Linked DNA regions of Homo sapiens: region 1 is linked to region 2. Evidence: read pairs that join two places in POLR2A ChIA-PET (ENCODE). Cell type or tissue: A673. All regions are shown on one strand. Region 1 holds the start of LOC105372064 (a long non-coding RNA gene). Region 2 overlaps GALNT1 (polypeptide N-acetylgalactosaminyltransferase 1).

Region 1 (8,000 bases), 100 kb after region 2:
CATGCCATAAAGCAAGTATCAATAAATTCAAAAAAATCGAAATCATACCAACCACACACTCAGACCACAGTGCAATAAAAATAGAAGTCAATACCAAGATCTCTCAAAACTACACAATTACATGGAAATTAAACAACTTGCTCCTGAATAACTTTTGGGTAAAGAATGAAACTAAGGCAGAAATCAAAAAAATCATTTAAAACTAATGGAAATAGAGATGCAACATAGTAGAATCTTTGGGATACACCTAAAGCAGCGGTAAAAGGAACGTTTATAGTGCCAAATGCCTACAACAAAAAGTTGGAAAGATCTCAAATTAACAACCTAACACCACACCTAGAGGAACTAGATAAACAAGACAAAACCAACACCAAAACTAGCAGAAGAAAAGAAATAACTAAAATCAGAGCAGAACTGAAAGAAATTTAGATGCAAAAATCCATACAAAAGATCAAGCAAACCAAAAGTTGTTTTTTTGAAAGAATAAACAAGATAGACCACTAGCTAGATTAGCAAAGAAAAAAGAAGATCCAAATAAGCACAATTGGAAATGACAAAGGTGACATTACAACTGACCCCACAGAAATAAGAAAAACTCCTCAGAGATTATTATGAACATTTCTATGTACACAACTAGAAAAATCTAGATGAAACGGATAATGTCCTGGAAACACATAACCTCCCAAGATTGAACCAGGAAGAAATTGAAACCCTGAACAGACCAATAATGAGTTCCAAAATTGAATCAGTAATAATAATAATAATAATAATAATAATAATAAGCCTTGCCAACCAAAAAAAAAAAAAAAGCCCTGGACCAGATGGATTCACAGCCTAACTCTACCAGATGCACAAAGAAGAGCTGGTACCTTTCCTACTGAAACTATTCCAAAAAAATCAAAGAAGAGGGACTCCTCCCTAACTTATTCTATGAAGCAAGCATCATTCTGATACCAAAACCTGCCAGAGAGATGATGAAGAAAAAAAACTTCTGGCCAATGTCCCTGATAAATATAGACACAAAAAATCCTCAACAAAATACTAGCTAAACGAATTCAGCAGCACATCAAAAAGTTAATTCACCACAATCAAGTAGGCTTCATTCCTGGGATGCAAGTTTGTTTTGACATATGCAATCAATAAATGTGATTCACCGCATAAACAGAATTGGAAACAAAAACAATATGATCATCTCAATAGACACAGAAAACAATTTCGATAAAATTCAACATCCCTTCAGGTTAAAAACCCTGAGCAAAATAGGCGTTGAAGAAACATACCTCAAAATAATAAGAGCCATCTATGACAAATCCACAGCCAACATCATACTAAATGGGCAAAAGCTGGAAGCATTCCTCTTGAGAACTGGAACAAGACAAGGATGCTCACTTTCACCACTCCTATTTAATATAGTACTGGAAGTCCTAGCAGAGCAATCAGGCAAGAGAAAGAAATAAAAGGCATCCAAATAGGAAAAGAAGAAGTCAAACTATCTCTTCACTGATGATATGATTGTACGCCTAGAAAACCCTAAAGACTCCACCAGAAGGCTCCTGGAACTGATAAATGACTTTGGTAAAGTTTCAGAATACAAATCAATGTACAAAAATCAGTAGCATTTCTATATACCAATAATGTTCAAGCTGAGAGCCAAATCAAGAACACAATACCATTTATAATAGCAACAAAAAGAATAAAATACCTAGGAATACAGTAACTAAGGAGATGAAAGATCTGTACAATGAGAATTACAAAACACTGCTGAAAGAAATCAGAGATGACACAAACAGAAAAACATTTCATGCTCATGGATAGGAAGAATCAATGTCATTAAAATGGCCATACTGCTCAAAGAAATCTACAGATTCAATGCTATTCCTGTCAGACTACCAATAACATTTTTCACAAATTTAGAAAATCTATTCTAAAATTCATATGGAAGCAGAATAGAGCCCGAATAGCCAAAGCAATCCTAAGCAAAAATAACACAGCTGGAAGCATCACATTATCTGACTTCAAACTATACTACAAGCCTACTGTAACCTAAACAGCCTGGTGCTGGCACAAAAACGGACACATAGACCAACAGAACAGAATAGAGGACCCAGAAATAAAGGCACACAGCTACAACCATCTGATCTTCAATAATGTTGACAAAAATAAGCAATGGGGAAAGACTTCCCATTCAATAAATGGTGTTGTGATAGATAACTGGCTAGCCATATGGAGAAGAATGAAACTGGATCCCTACCTATTACCATATACAGAAATTAACTCAAGATGGATTAAAAACTTAAATGTTAGACCTCAAACTATTAAAATCCTAGAAGAAAACCTAGGAAATACCTTTCTTGATATTGGCTTTGGCAAAAGATTTATGGCTAAGTTCTCAAAAGCAAGTGCAACAAAAACAAAAATTGACAAGTGGGACCTAACTAAAGAGCTTCAGCACAGCAAGAGAAACTATCAGCAGAATAAATAGAAAACCTACAGAATGGGAGAAAATATTCACAAACTATGCATCCAACAGAGAGGCCTGATATCCAGAATCTATAAGGAACTTAAACAATTCAGCAAGCAAAGAACAAATAACCACATTAAAAAGTGGCCAAAGGACATGAACAGACACTTCTCAAAAGAAGACATACAAGTGGCCAAGAAACATGAAAAAAAAAGCTTAACATCACTACTAATCACTAATCAGAGAAATGCAAACCAAAACCACAACGAGATACCATCTCACACCAATAACAATGGCCTTTGTTTAAAAGTCTAAAACAACAAATGCCAGTGAGGATGTGGGGAAAAGGAAACACACACTTCCAGTGGGAATGTTAATGACATGGTTTGGCTCTGTGTCCCCACCCAAATTTCATCTTGTAGTTACCATAATTTCCACATGTTGTGGGAGGGGCCCGGTGGGAGATGACTGAATTATGGGGGCGGGTCTTTCCCATGCTGTTCTTGTGATAGCAAATAAGTCTCACGAGATCTGATGGTATCATAAGGGAGTTTCCCTGCACAAGCTCTCTTTGCCTATCACCATCCACGTAAAATATGACTTGATCCTCCTTGTCTTCTGCCATGATTGTGAGGCCTCCCCAGCCATGTGTAACTGTGTATCCAATTGAACCTCTTTCTTTTGTAAATTGCCCAGTCTCGGGTATGTCTTTATCAGCAGTGTGAAAACAGACTAATAAAGTAAATTAGTCCAGCCACTGTGGAGAACAATTTGGAGATTTCTTAAGAACCAAGAGTTGAACTACCATTTGATTTAGCAATTCCATTACTGGGTATACAGTCAAAAGAAAGTAAACTGTTCTACCAAAAAAATAAGTGTACCTGTATGTTCATTGCAGCATGGTTCACAAAAGCAAAGACATGGATTCAACCCAGGTGCCTATCAACTCTGGATTGAGTAAAGAAAATATGGTACATATACACCATGGAATACTATGCAGCCATAAAAAGGAGCAAAATCAAGTCCTTTGTAGCAACATTGGATGAAGGTGGAGGCCATTATCCTAAGCAAACTACTGCAGAAACAGAAAACCAAATCTACATGTTCTCACTTATAAGTGGGAATGCACAACAAGTACACATGGACAGAAAGATGAGAGCAATAGATATTGGGAAATACAAGAGGTGAGAGGGAGGGAGGGAGGCAAGGGCTGAAAAACTATCTATTGGGTACTATGCTCACCCCCTCAGAGATAGATTCATTTACTCCAAACCTCAGCATCACACAATATACGTTTGTAACAAAATTGCATATGTACCCCTGAACCTGTAATAAAAGTTGAAGAAAAAAAAACCCAAAAAAAGTGTAAGACTTACATGCTGAGAACAAAAACATCACTGAAAGAAATTAAAGAAGATCTAAATAAACACACATTGATGAATCAAAAAGCCTAATATTAAGATGCTTGTTTTAAGTTTGTTTAATATACTTGGCATCTCAGCATCCATTTTTAGGTCTGATGTAAGTTATTTGAAACCCAGTTGTACTCCATCACCTTTGGCTTTTAAAATTTCTCCTCCCTTTGTGGTCGTTTCCAGTACAGCCTGCTTTTTCCTCATCCTACTGACTCAAAAACCCAACACAGCTCACAGCTGCTGGCTACAATAAATCCTAATGGTCAACACCAGAGTCACAAAAATAAGTTCCCCATTCAGCAGGTTTTTGTTAACTAATCAGTCTACAACTCCTGAGAGAAAGCCTAAAGGTTAATGCCTATGGAACTTAATGAAGGTATAGTACCACGAGTCCCCCTTCCCACTTTCTCCTCTCTCACCCTCCCCGCCTGCCCCCTTCTGCACTACACCTCTTGTTGGCTCCAGATGTCCCAACACCTCATAGGCACCCCTAACCTCTCTGGGACCTGTGAGTAATAAATTTCTTCTGTTTCACAAACTTTGGTTTCACTTTCTCATTGTGTCTCACCTGACAGACACACTTGAACCTAATTATCCCCCCAGTCAGGGCTCTCTTAGAGGGTGGCTATCTTAGCTTATAGCCACTGTCAAGAAAGAGACCCCAAGACCAAATTAGAAAAAATAAAACAAAACATAATAATAGAACTCACAACAATGGTACTACTCTCTGTCCTGTTTGGAGTCAGGTTCCAGCTCATGCTGAGGTCCGAAGCGAGTGGATGGACGAGCAGATAGCTGAAAGAACGCTGCGGGGGCTGTAGGCAGGTGAAAGGTTGTTTTATTCAGTAACTCTCTTAGCAGCAGCTCACTCACACTAGCTCTGTCACACTGTTCGCCTTGTCTTGGCTGCTTAGCCCGGCGGCTCCCACACACAGCTGCATGGCTGGCTCTCCCTTCAGGGTCAGCAGCTTAACTCTTTCTCTCTCTCTGTGGGTACAAGTGAGCAGAGCTGTGTTCTGGCTCCCTCCTGTCCATCTGCAAAGACGGACAGCTCTGGCTCTCTCTCTCCTTCTCTGGGCACAAGCGCACCTGTACAGTGTCAGCAGGTCAGTAATACCTTTTACAGACAATAGTGGCTTAGAGCCAAATGATGAGCCTTCTTATGTTATGGCTACATGGCTAAGATAACAAGTGGAGTTATATGCCTGTGCTGTAAACTCACTGAGTCACTCTAGATGTTTACCTCAGCCTATCCATGACCAAAGCACAGCCATGTTCTTTACACTCCCCAGATCTGAAAATTTAGTACAATCCCTATCAAAATCTCAAGTGTCTTTTTTTTTTTTTTTTTTTTTTTTGCGTAACTTGACAAGCTGATTCTAAAATCTATACGGAAAATCAATGTACACAGAAGAGTCAAAACAATTTTGAAAAAAAAGAACAACATTGGAGTACTCACACCCTAAGATTTACGGTCTTACTACAAAGCTACAATAATAGAGAAAGCCAACATTGCACTGTAGTTCCTATAGAGGGGTGAAGGGAGGGAGTGGGACATGGTGTGAGGATAGTCATATAGATCAACTGAACAGAATTCAGAGTCTAGAAATAACCTTTATATTTAGGTCAATTGATTTTCAACAAGAGTACAAAGAAAATACAATGGAATAATAGTCTTTTCAACAAATGGTGGTGGGACAACTGGGTATCTGCCTGCAAAAGGAAGGTGGACCCCTACATCACACCATATGTAAAAAGTAACTCAAAATGAATCAAAGACATAAATATAAGAGCTAAAACCATAAAACTCTTAGAAGGAAACATGCATGATCTTCATGACCTTGGATTAGACAATGACTTCATAGACATGAAACCAAAAGCACCAGCAAAAGTAGGAAACAAATAAGCTGGACTTCTCCAGAACTTAAAAGTTTTGTGGTTTTAAGGATGCAATCAAGAAAGTGAAAAGATGACTTACACAGTGGAACAAACTATTGGTTAATTATGTATTTTTTAAGAATAAACTTGGATCCAAGGCCAGCCATGGTGGTTCATACCTGTAATGCTGACACTTTGGGAGGATGAGATGGAAAGATCACTTGAGGCCAGGAATTTGAGACCAGCCTGGGCAACATAGCAAGACCCCCATCTCTACAAATTTTTCTTTTTTTAATAGCTGGGTGTGGTGGTGCGTACCTGTAGCCCAGCTACTTGAGAGGTTGAGGTGGGTGGATTGCTTGAGCCCAGGGGTTTAAGACTGCAGTGAGCTATGATTGTGCTACTGCATATCAGCCTCAGCAACAGAGCATGACACAGTCTCTAAAAAATAAGGCTGTGCAGACAGAGCAGTCCCAGGAGCCTGAGCTCCTGCCTCATAGGCTGTAAAGAACTTTTCACTTTCTGTCCTCAGTTTCAGCTTTTGCCAGATTTCAGAACAGCAGGCCAACATTGCACTGTAGCTCCTATACAGGGGTAAAGGGAGGGAGTGGGACATGGTCTCAATTCATAATTATGCCATTTAAATGACCAAAGTTAAGGGGTCAGTTGTGAGAGGAGACTGGCATTGTGGAAAGAATACAGGCTTTGAAGTCAGATAGCCACAGGTTCAAATCCAAAGATCTAGGCCTCAGTCTTGTCCTCTCTAAAATGCCTGCCTCATTGGGGAATTACAACATCTTGATAGAGATAGCATTAACAAATGATTTTTCCCTTCTGCTGTTCTCATCATTTCCTTCTGCTGGGGCTGGTGTCAGGGGCAGGGGAGCAACTGTCCCTAGCTGTGTGCCAGACCAGACCAAGGACCATCTGCAGCTGGGCAGCTGGAAGTGGATCCAGTGCAGAAGCATGTAAATCTGATTCCACTTAACCGATACATGACTCAGCTTAACTCTAGCAAAGAGATGTTTGAAGCTGCAAAAAGTGAAAAGAAACAAGATAGTATTTACTCTTCAGCAATTCCATTGTTACTAAGCCCAGGCCACTTGGCTTCACACTACACCCTGAGTGTGCCTTCCAAGGAAGACAGACTCACTTACCACAGGCAGCCACAGGAATAAAAAGCTGGCGTGGGACAGAAAATTCTCCATACCACAGCCAGAGTAACTTTTTTGAAACTTTTGTCAGCTCATGCTGCTCCTCTGCTCAAAACCAGCCTTTCTGGCCCACTCACATTGAAATGCAAGTCCTCGCCATGGCCTATAAGGCCCACATGACGTGGCTCCTGCATGCTGCTCAGCCCTGCCTCAGGCCCTTTCTGTCCCTTCATGATGCCTGGCCACACTGTCCTGCAGGAGAAAAGTCTCAGCCAGTCTCATGATTGCAGACTCAAAACTTCTAGATATGATATTACCAGATAGAATTCAACATTTTATTAAAAGAACAATTTACTTCAGGTTGGGATTATCTCAAAATGTAGCTAAGGTTCAATAGAAAATCTATGAATGTACTGAACCAACGGATGTGGGATAAAACATTAGTAACTTGTTGCAAAAGCATATGTTTAACATACATCTTAAAAAATTATTGCGCTATAATTTTACTTCAAACGAACAGCTAAAACTATGTTTAACGACAAAACCCTAGAGACTTTGCTATTTAAATCAAGAACAAAACAAGGATGCCTGCTATCACCATTACTGCTTGACAGTGTTCAGGAAGTTAAGCAGTAGTGCACTCCTGGCAACGCATTAGGACACGAAACAGAAAGGAGAGGCAGAAAACATCATCAAGATCAACAATTTGTTCTCATTATTTGCAGATGATGGTCATTTATTTGTTCATTAAACCACCAAATATACCCTTGAGCCACCTCTATGTCTCACACCGCTCAAGGACTCAGAATGCCAAACTCCCTGCCCTTGTGGATCTAACATGGCAGGGGGAAGAAAATAAATAAACAGCAAGTTAACAATGAAGAATGTGCCATGAAGAAAAATAAACCAACTGACAGAGTGACAGAGCAGACAGGGCCATTCTAGAGCAGGTGGACAGCCTACATGAAGAGGGGATGTTTGACCTAAAGGCACAAAAGCGCAAGCCATGGAGCAAGTAGAGGCAGTGTTCCAGGTGGGAGAACAGTGAGGGTCAAAGCCCTGAGACCAGCAGATCATCATGCAGGACGACTA
Region 2 (8,000 bases):
AGCTATCTAAATGTTCCTTTTCTTTGGAGCCTTTGGAGTCTGTCCTGTGTTATATGATTCAAGGTTCAACTAAAGATGGTGGTGAAGTTTACATAGATATTTTAGGGTTCTCACTTTTCTAGTATTTCCTGCCTCACTTTCCAGTTGCCTGCTAGTTCCAAATCTCATCCTTTGATGCTTCAAGCCAATATGATTGTGACTTCCTTCTTGAGTTTCAGTAACTCTGCACAGTGTAGGCTGGTAACTGCTGTTATTTGTGAGTAGATTAGTCTAGAATAAGCTCCTCTACTTTTCTGTGTGTGAGTGTCTCATGCTTTCACTTTCAGCTTTTCTGAATCCTTATGTTTTTGGTGTATGTCTCGTAAATAGCATTTAGCTTTTACTTTTTAAAAAAAATCCAGTTTGACAATTTAGATATATTTAGTCATTTTGTCTTAATTTTAATAACTGATGTATTGGGATTTATTTCTACCATTTTGTGCTGTCTATAGGTGTGGTTTCTCTATTATTTTAAATTCCTTTCTCATTTTATTTTAAAGTGATTGATTTTCTATTTCCTCCTTTTTCAACTTTGATTTTTAACTTACACATTCTGTTTTTATTTAATTAGTTGTTACCTTTTAATTCTCAACATATTTGCTCTTTAAAAAGCTAAAATTAATCTTTCTACCCTATCCCTAAACACAATGACCTTAAAATGCTTTAATTTCAATTGTCTTTCTTCCTTCTCACATGATACGTTTTCTGGCATTTTTATTTATTTACTAAATAATTATTGAACTCTTCTACCTTGTGCCAAGTACTGTTCCAGATGATGTAGTAATAACATTAAGCCACATAAAGTTCCTGTCATTTTGGAGCTTACAAGATAATTAATAAATTAATTAAGATACATTATGATGTAAATTACTACTTGGTGCTACAGTGGAAAGTAATGCATTAGGAAAAGATAAAGAATAACATTGGGGGTGGAGATGCTGTCTTGTAGATTAGTTTCTGCTCTCTTCAGACATTTCATAACATCTTTAGGGCTCAAGTATGAAAAACATAATTCCCATGCTGGGGATGTTTACAATCTAACCAAAGAGTCCCGGGGAAAAGATACATATATGGAAGCCACTGGCACACGGTGGGTGAAGCTGTGCCACTGCTGAAATTCCCAGGGAGGATGTGTATAGTGTCAGGGGTCTTGAGAACAGATCCGGAGAAGAGTAGGGAACCAATAAAGAAGACTTCAAAGCATGGTCAGAAAAGTAGGAGAACAAGAAATGACCCTGAGAGCCAAGAGAAGAGGCTTTATTTATAGCCTGCCTATTCTAAAAATAATTTAAGATGGCTAAGATATCAAGTAGAATGAAGCTGAGAAAGAGACTTGTGTTGCTAGGTAGGACATTACAGTTACTTGATTAACAGATGGTTTCATTGAAGTGAAGACTTGCCTTAGGGATAGAGAAAAAGACTTCTTGTGCAGAAGATGGTAAAGGAAGAACAAATAGAATGATAATTGGAGAGGTTGGTGTTGTAGCAAAAACATGTAGAAAATCTTAGAGATTTGGGGGATTCCATGACCAGAAAATAACATGAGCCCCTGGCCTGGAGGAAGTTCCTGCTGGATCCTTTACTTCCCAGAAACTGCTCCCCTGGTAGGCGGTGTATTTTCCTGTGTCTGAGTTCATAGTGGGCAGAAAGATGCATATTTTGCTGAAACTCCAACGCAGTGTTCTCTTGTAATGATCTGGCATTAATCTTCGTGTGATTAAAAATTAAAGTATGAGAAGAAATTAGTAACTTACCTGGCCTTTGCTTTTCAGACTCTTTAGCATGATAGTTAAGATTTCCTCTGTTCTGAACACACCCCTTTACTCCTGTCTCCCAATTAATTCTTCTGTTTGCTGTTCCCCAGACATTCCCTGCAATTTCTTGCCTCCCTATTTTAACTCACACTGTTTTGTCCACTTGAGATATTGTTTTGCCTTTTCCTAACTCATACCAATTCTCTAGTCATTCTCCCCACCAGTTTCTCTTTTTTGTGCGCTATAGCCCGTCACAACTCTCGGCATCTTTTGCAAAGACTTAAACTGTGAAATGACATGCAAACTCACTTTGTTGTCTCTCCTTCTATATTGCAAGCTCGTTGAGGATAGGGACTGAACATTTTTCATGTTTGTGTGCATCAGACTGCTTAGTGTAGTGTTTTGCACATATTTGAGAAAGTTTGAGTGAATTAGGGATATGTGATTCTGTGATAGACTAAGTAACGCCGTGTCTAAGATGAGCAGGTCATATACTAGGTTCTAGTTTGTAGCTCTTAAAATTTATATTGAAGTTCTGCTTTTTTGCAGTCTCCTGTAAAAGTAGAGTCCTTAATTTAGATCCTCCACTGATTTGTATCTTCATTTTTTTCTTGACAGGATATATACCTATATAAATCAATAATTATAGGTTGCAGATTGGTGTATCAGGATGCTTTTCACTGTAGTAGCAGAATACCCAGTTAAATCAGTGAGGGCTTTATCATCTTGCATAACAAGAAGTTCAGACATTGGGAGGTCTGGTCTTAGGGTTGGTCTGGCTCCATGAAATCATGAGGGTCCTGCGTGCTCTCCATGTTTTCAATTTGTTATCCTCAGCATGTCATTGATGGCATGTTGATGATGGCTTCCCCCATGGCCTCAAGATGGTTACATTACTTCTAAGCATACACTACTTCTGTACTCTCCAACAATAGCCAAAGGTTGAAAAGTGTAGTTTCTCCTTCAACATCTCTATGAGGGATATAACTGTTTCTGAATGCTTCCCAGCAGACCTCCCTTTCAGTACCATTAGTCAGGATTTGGTCACTTCTATTAGCTAGAGGAATAGAATGACCGTGGTTGGCTTGGACCAGTCAGGAATAGGTGGCCTAGCAGAGAATGGTCACTTGAATTCAGTTGGAGGTCAAATGCAATGAAAAATGTCAAGGTTGGATAAGGAACAAACAGTGTCTCCCACAGTGCTGTGTAGGTGTCTTTGGCCTTCCCACCTGGAAAGTTAAGATCCTCACAGTTTCCTAAGAGGGAGAGAGATAATTTTGTATTTCCACTGAGCTTGGCATTGGATCTCAGTAATAGTTTATTAACTCACTAATTCATGTAATAGACATTAACGGAACACATTTTGTGCCACGTACTGTGCTCAGTATTGGGGAAGAAGCTGAATAAGGCATGATCCTGGCACTCAGGTGGTAGCTGCCTACAGTTAAGTGGAACAGGGTGGCTGACTAAGGGGGGAGAATAGAGTTATTCTAAAATAAACTGATTTTAGGACATTCATTTTTCAACAGGAGATGTGGGACATGTGGATTTGGGATATGAATTCATTTGAAAAACCACTTTGGGTAAGTTGATAGTTGGGAGTGAATGACTTTAGGGCTCTACTTCTCTTACATTGGGGTTTGATCTTACAGCTAGCTTCTTAGGTTTTAAAAATTATGTTGATTGGGGGGGCGGTTCCAAGATGGCCGAATAGGAGCAGCTCCAGTCTACAGCTCCCAGTGTGAGCGACACAGAAGACGGGTGATTTTTGCATTTCCAACTGAGGTACCGGGTTCATATCACTGGGGATTGTCGGACAGTGGGTGCAGGACAGTGGGTGTAGCACACCGAGCTGAAGCAGGGCGAGGCATCACCTCACTCGGGAAGCACAAGGGGTCAGGGAATTCCCTTTCCTAGCCAAGGGAAGGAGGGACAAACGGCACCTGGAACATCGGGTCACTCCCACCCTAATACTGCGCTTTTCTGATGGTCTTAGCAAACGGCACACCAGGAGATTATATCCCGTGCCTGGCTCGGAGGGTCCTACGCCCACGGAGCCTCGCTCATTGCTAGCATAGCAGTCTGAGATTGAACTGCAATGTGGCAGCGAGGCTGGGGGAGGGGCACCCGCCATTGCTGAGGCTTGAGTAGGTAAACAAAGTGGCTGGGAAGCTCGAACTGGGTGGAACCCACCGCAGCTCAAGGAGGCCTGCTGCCTCTGTAGTCTCCACCTCTGGGGGCAGGGCATAGCCGAACAAAAGGCAGCAGAAACCTCTGCGGACTTAAATGTCCCTGTCTGACAGCTTGGAAGAGAGTAGTGTTTCTCCCAGCATGGAGTTTGAGATCTGAGAATGGACAGACTGCCTCCTCAAGTGGGTCCCTGAACCCCAAGTAGCCTAACTGGGAGGCACCCCCCAGTAGGGGCAGACTGACACTTCACACGGCCGGGTACCCCTCTGAGCTGAAACTTCCAGAGGAACAATCAGGCAGCAACATTTGCTGTTGACCAGTATTCGCTGTTCTGCAGCCTCCGCTGCTGATACCCAGGCAAACAGGGTCTGGAGTGGACCTCCAGCAAACTCCAAGAGACCTGCAGCTGAGGGTCCTGACTGTTAGAAGGAAAACTAACAAACAGAAAGGACAACCACACCAGAACCCCATCTGTACATCACCATCATCAAAGACCAAAGGTAGATAAAACCACAAATATGGGGAAAAAACAGAGCAGAAAAAATGAAAATTCTCAAAATCAGAGCACCTCTCCTCCTCCAAGGGAACACAGCTCCTCACCAGCAACGGAACAAAGCTGGACAGAGAATGACTTTGACGAGTTGAGTGAAGAAGGCTGCAGACGATCAAACTTCTCCGAGCTAAAGGAGGAAGTTCGAACCCAACGCAAAGAAGTTAAAAACCTTGAAAAAAGATTAGACGAATGGCTAACTAGAATAACCAATGCAGAGAAGTCCTTAAAGGACCTGATGGAGCTGAAAACCACAGCACGAGAACTACATGACGAATGCGCAAGCTTCAGTAGCTGATTCGATCAACTGGAAGAAAGGGTATCAGTGATGGAAGATCAAATGAATGAAATGAAGTGAGAAGAGAAGTTTGGAGAAAAAAGAATAAAAAGAAATGAACAAAGCCTCCAAGAAATATGGGACTATGTGAAAAGACCAAATCTACATCTGATTGGTGTACCTGAAAGTGATGGGGAGAATGGAACCAAGTTGGAAAACACTCTGCAGGATATTATCCAGGAGAACTTCCCCAACCAAGCAAGGCAGGCCAACATTCAGATTCAGGAAATACAGAGAACGCCACAAAGATACTCCTCCAGAAGAGCAACTCCAAGACACATAATTGTCAGATTCACCAAAGTCAAAATGAAGGAAAAAATATTAAGGGCAGCCAGAGAGAAAGGTCGGGTTACCCACAAAGGGAATCCCATCAGACTAACAGCTGATCTCTCAGCAGAAACTCTACAAGCCAGAAGAGAGTGGGGGCCAATATTCAACATTCTTAAAGAAAAGAATTTTCAACCCAGAATTTCATATCCAGCCAAACTAAGCTTCACAGTGAAGGAGAAATAAAATACTTTACAGACAAGCAAATGCTGAGAGATTTTGTCACCACCAGGCCTGCCCTACGAGAGCTCCTAAAGGAAACACTAAACATGGAAAGGAAGAACCGGTACCAGCCACTGCAAAAACATGCCAAATTGTAAAGACCATCAATGCCAGGAAGAAACTGCATCAACTAACTAGCAAAATAGCCAGCTGACATCATAATGACAGGATCAAATTCACACATAACAATATTAACCTTAAATGTAAATGGGCTAAATTAAAAGACACAGACTGGCAAATTGGATAAAGAGTCAAGACCCATCAGTGTGTTGTATTCAGGAAACCCATCTCGTGCAGAGACACACATGGGCTCAAAATACAGGGATGGAGGAAGATCCACCAAGCAAATGGAAAACAAAAAAAGGCAGGGGTTGCAATCCTAGTTTCTGATAAGTCAGACTTTAAACCAACAAAGATCAAAAGAGACAAAGAAGGCCATTACATAATGGTAAAGGGATCAATTCAACAAGAAGAGCTATCTTAAATATATATGCACCCAATACAGGAGCAGCCAGATTCATAAAGCAAGTCCTTAGAGACCTACAAAGAGACTTAGACTCCCACGCAATAATAATGGGAGACTTTAACACCCCACTGTCAACATTAGACAGATCAATGAGACAGAAAGTTAACAAGGATATCCAGGAATTGAACTCAGCTCTGCACCAAGTGGACCTAATAGACATCTACAAAACTCTCCACCCCAAATCAACAGAATATACATTCTTCTCAGCACCACACCGCAGTTACTCCAAAATTGATCACATAGTTGGAAGTAAAGCACTCCTCAGCAAATGTAAAAGAACAGAAATTACAACAAACTGTCTCTCAGACCACAGTGCAACCAAACTAGAACTCAGGATTAAGAAACTCACTCAAAACCACCAAACTACATGGAAACTGAACAATCTGCTTCTGAATGACTACTGGGTACATAATGAAATGAAGGCAGAAATAAAGATGTTCTTTGAAACCAGCAAGAACAAAGACACAACATACCAGAATCTCTGGGACACATTTAAAGCAGTGTGTAGAGGGAAATTTATAGCACTAAATGCCCACAAGAGAAAGCAGGAAAGATCCAAAATTGACACCGTAACATCACAATTAAAAGAACTAGAGAAGCAAGAGCAAACACATTCAAAAGCTAGCAGGAGGCAAGAAATAACTAAGATCAGAGCAGAACTAAAGGAGATAGAGACACAAAAAACCCTTCAAAAAATCAATGAATCCAGGAGCTGGTTTTTTGAAAAGATCAACAAAATTGATAGACCGCTAGCAAGACTAATAAAGAAGAAAAGAGAGAAGAATCAAATAGACGCAATAAAAAATGATGAAGGGGATATCACCACTGATCCCACAGAAATACAAACTACCATCAGAGAATACTATAAACACCTCTACACAAATAAACTAGAAAATCTAGAAGAAATGGATAAATTCCTCGACACATACACTCTCCCAAGACTAAACCAGGAAGAAGTTGAATCTCTGAATAGATCAATAACAGGCTCTGAAATTGAGGCAGTAATTAATAGCTTACCACCCAAAAAAAGTCCAGAACCGGCAGATTCACAGCCACATTCTACCAGAGGTACAAGGAGGAGCTGGTACCATTCCTTATGAAACTATTCCAATCAATAGAAAAAGAGGGAATCCTCCCTAACTCATTTTATGAGGCCAGCATCATCCTGATACCAAAGCCTGGCAGAGACACAACTTTAAAAAAAGAGAATTTTAGACCAATATCCCTGATGAACATTGATGCAAAAATCCTCAATAAAATACTGGCAAACCGAATCCAGCAGCACATCAAAAAGCTTATCCACCATGATCAAGTGGGCTTCATCCCTGGGATGCAAGGCTGGTTCAACATACGCAAATCAATAAATGTAATCCAGCATATAAACAGAACCAACGAGAAAAGCCACATGATTATCTCAATAGATGCAGAAAAGGCCTTCGACAAAATTCAACAGCCTTTCATGCTAAAAACTCTGAATAAATTAGGTATTCATGGGACATATCTCAAAATAATAAGAGCTATCTATGACAAACCCACAGCCAATATCATACTGAATGGGCAAAAACTGGAAGCATTCCCTTTGAAAACTGGCACAAGACAGGGATGCCCTCTCTCACCACTCCTTTTCAACATAGTGTTGGAAGTTCTGGCCAGGGCAATCAGGCAGGAGAAAGAAATAAAGGGTATTCAATTAGGAAAAGAGGAAGTCAAATTGTCCCTGTTTGCAGATGACATGATTGTATATCTAGAAAACCCCATCGTCTCAGCCCAAAATCTCCTTAAGCTCATAGGCAACTTCAGCAAAGTCTCAGTATACAAAATCAATGTGCAAAAATCACAAGCATTCTTATACACCAATAACAGACAGCCAAATCATGAGTGAACTCCCATTCACAATTGCTTCAAAGAGAATAAAATACCTAGGAATCCAACTTACAAGGGATGTGAAGGACCTCTTCAAGGAGAACTACAAACCAGTGCTCAATGAAATAAAAGAGGATACAAACAAATGGAAGAACATTCCATGCTCATGGATAGGAAGAAGCAATATTGTGA

Evidence for each region. ChIA-PET counts read pairs that join two places held together with the same protein. Peaks named below come from ENCODE experiments on the same cell type or tissue, not always from the same donor. Only the 100,000 strongest peaks of a DNase experiment are listed, where the experiment ranks them.
Region 1: POLR2A ChIA-PET joins it to region 2 with 10 read pairs; 2 of 35 experiments call an interaction of 5 or more read pairs at or near these places.

What each region holds. Positions count from the first base shown.
Region 1 is chr18:35,726,096-35,734,095 of GRCh38, forward strand. LOC105372064 (a long non-coding RNA gene) reads right to left here and starts at 4,761. Exons shown (of 5, transcript XR_935377.3): 1 at 4,587-4,761. In A673, no CTCF peak of the experiment used is centred here; no DNase peak of the experiment used is centred here.
Region 2 is chr18:35,624,109-35,632,108 of GRCh38, forward strand. All of the region lies in intron 1 of GALNT1 (polypeptide N-acetylgalactosaminyltransferase 1), which reads left to right. Among named protein-coding and RNA genes, the nearest start is that of MIR3975, 36 kb to the left of the region's middle. In A673, no CTCF peak of the experiment used is centred here; no DNase peak of the experiment used is centred here.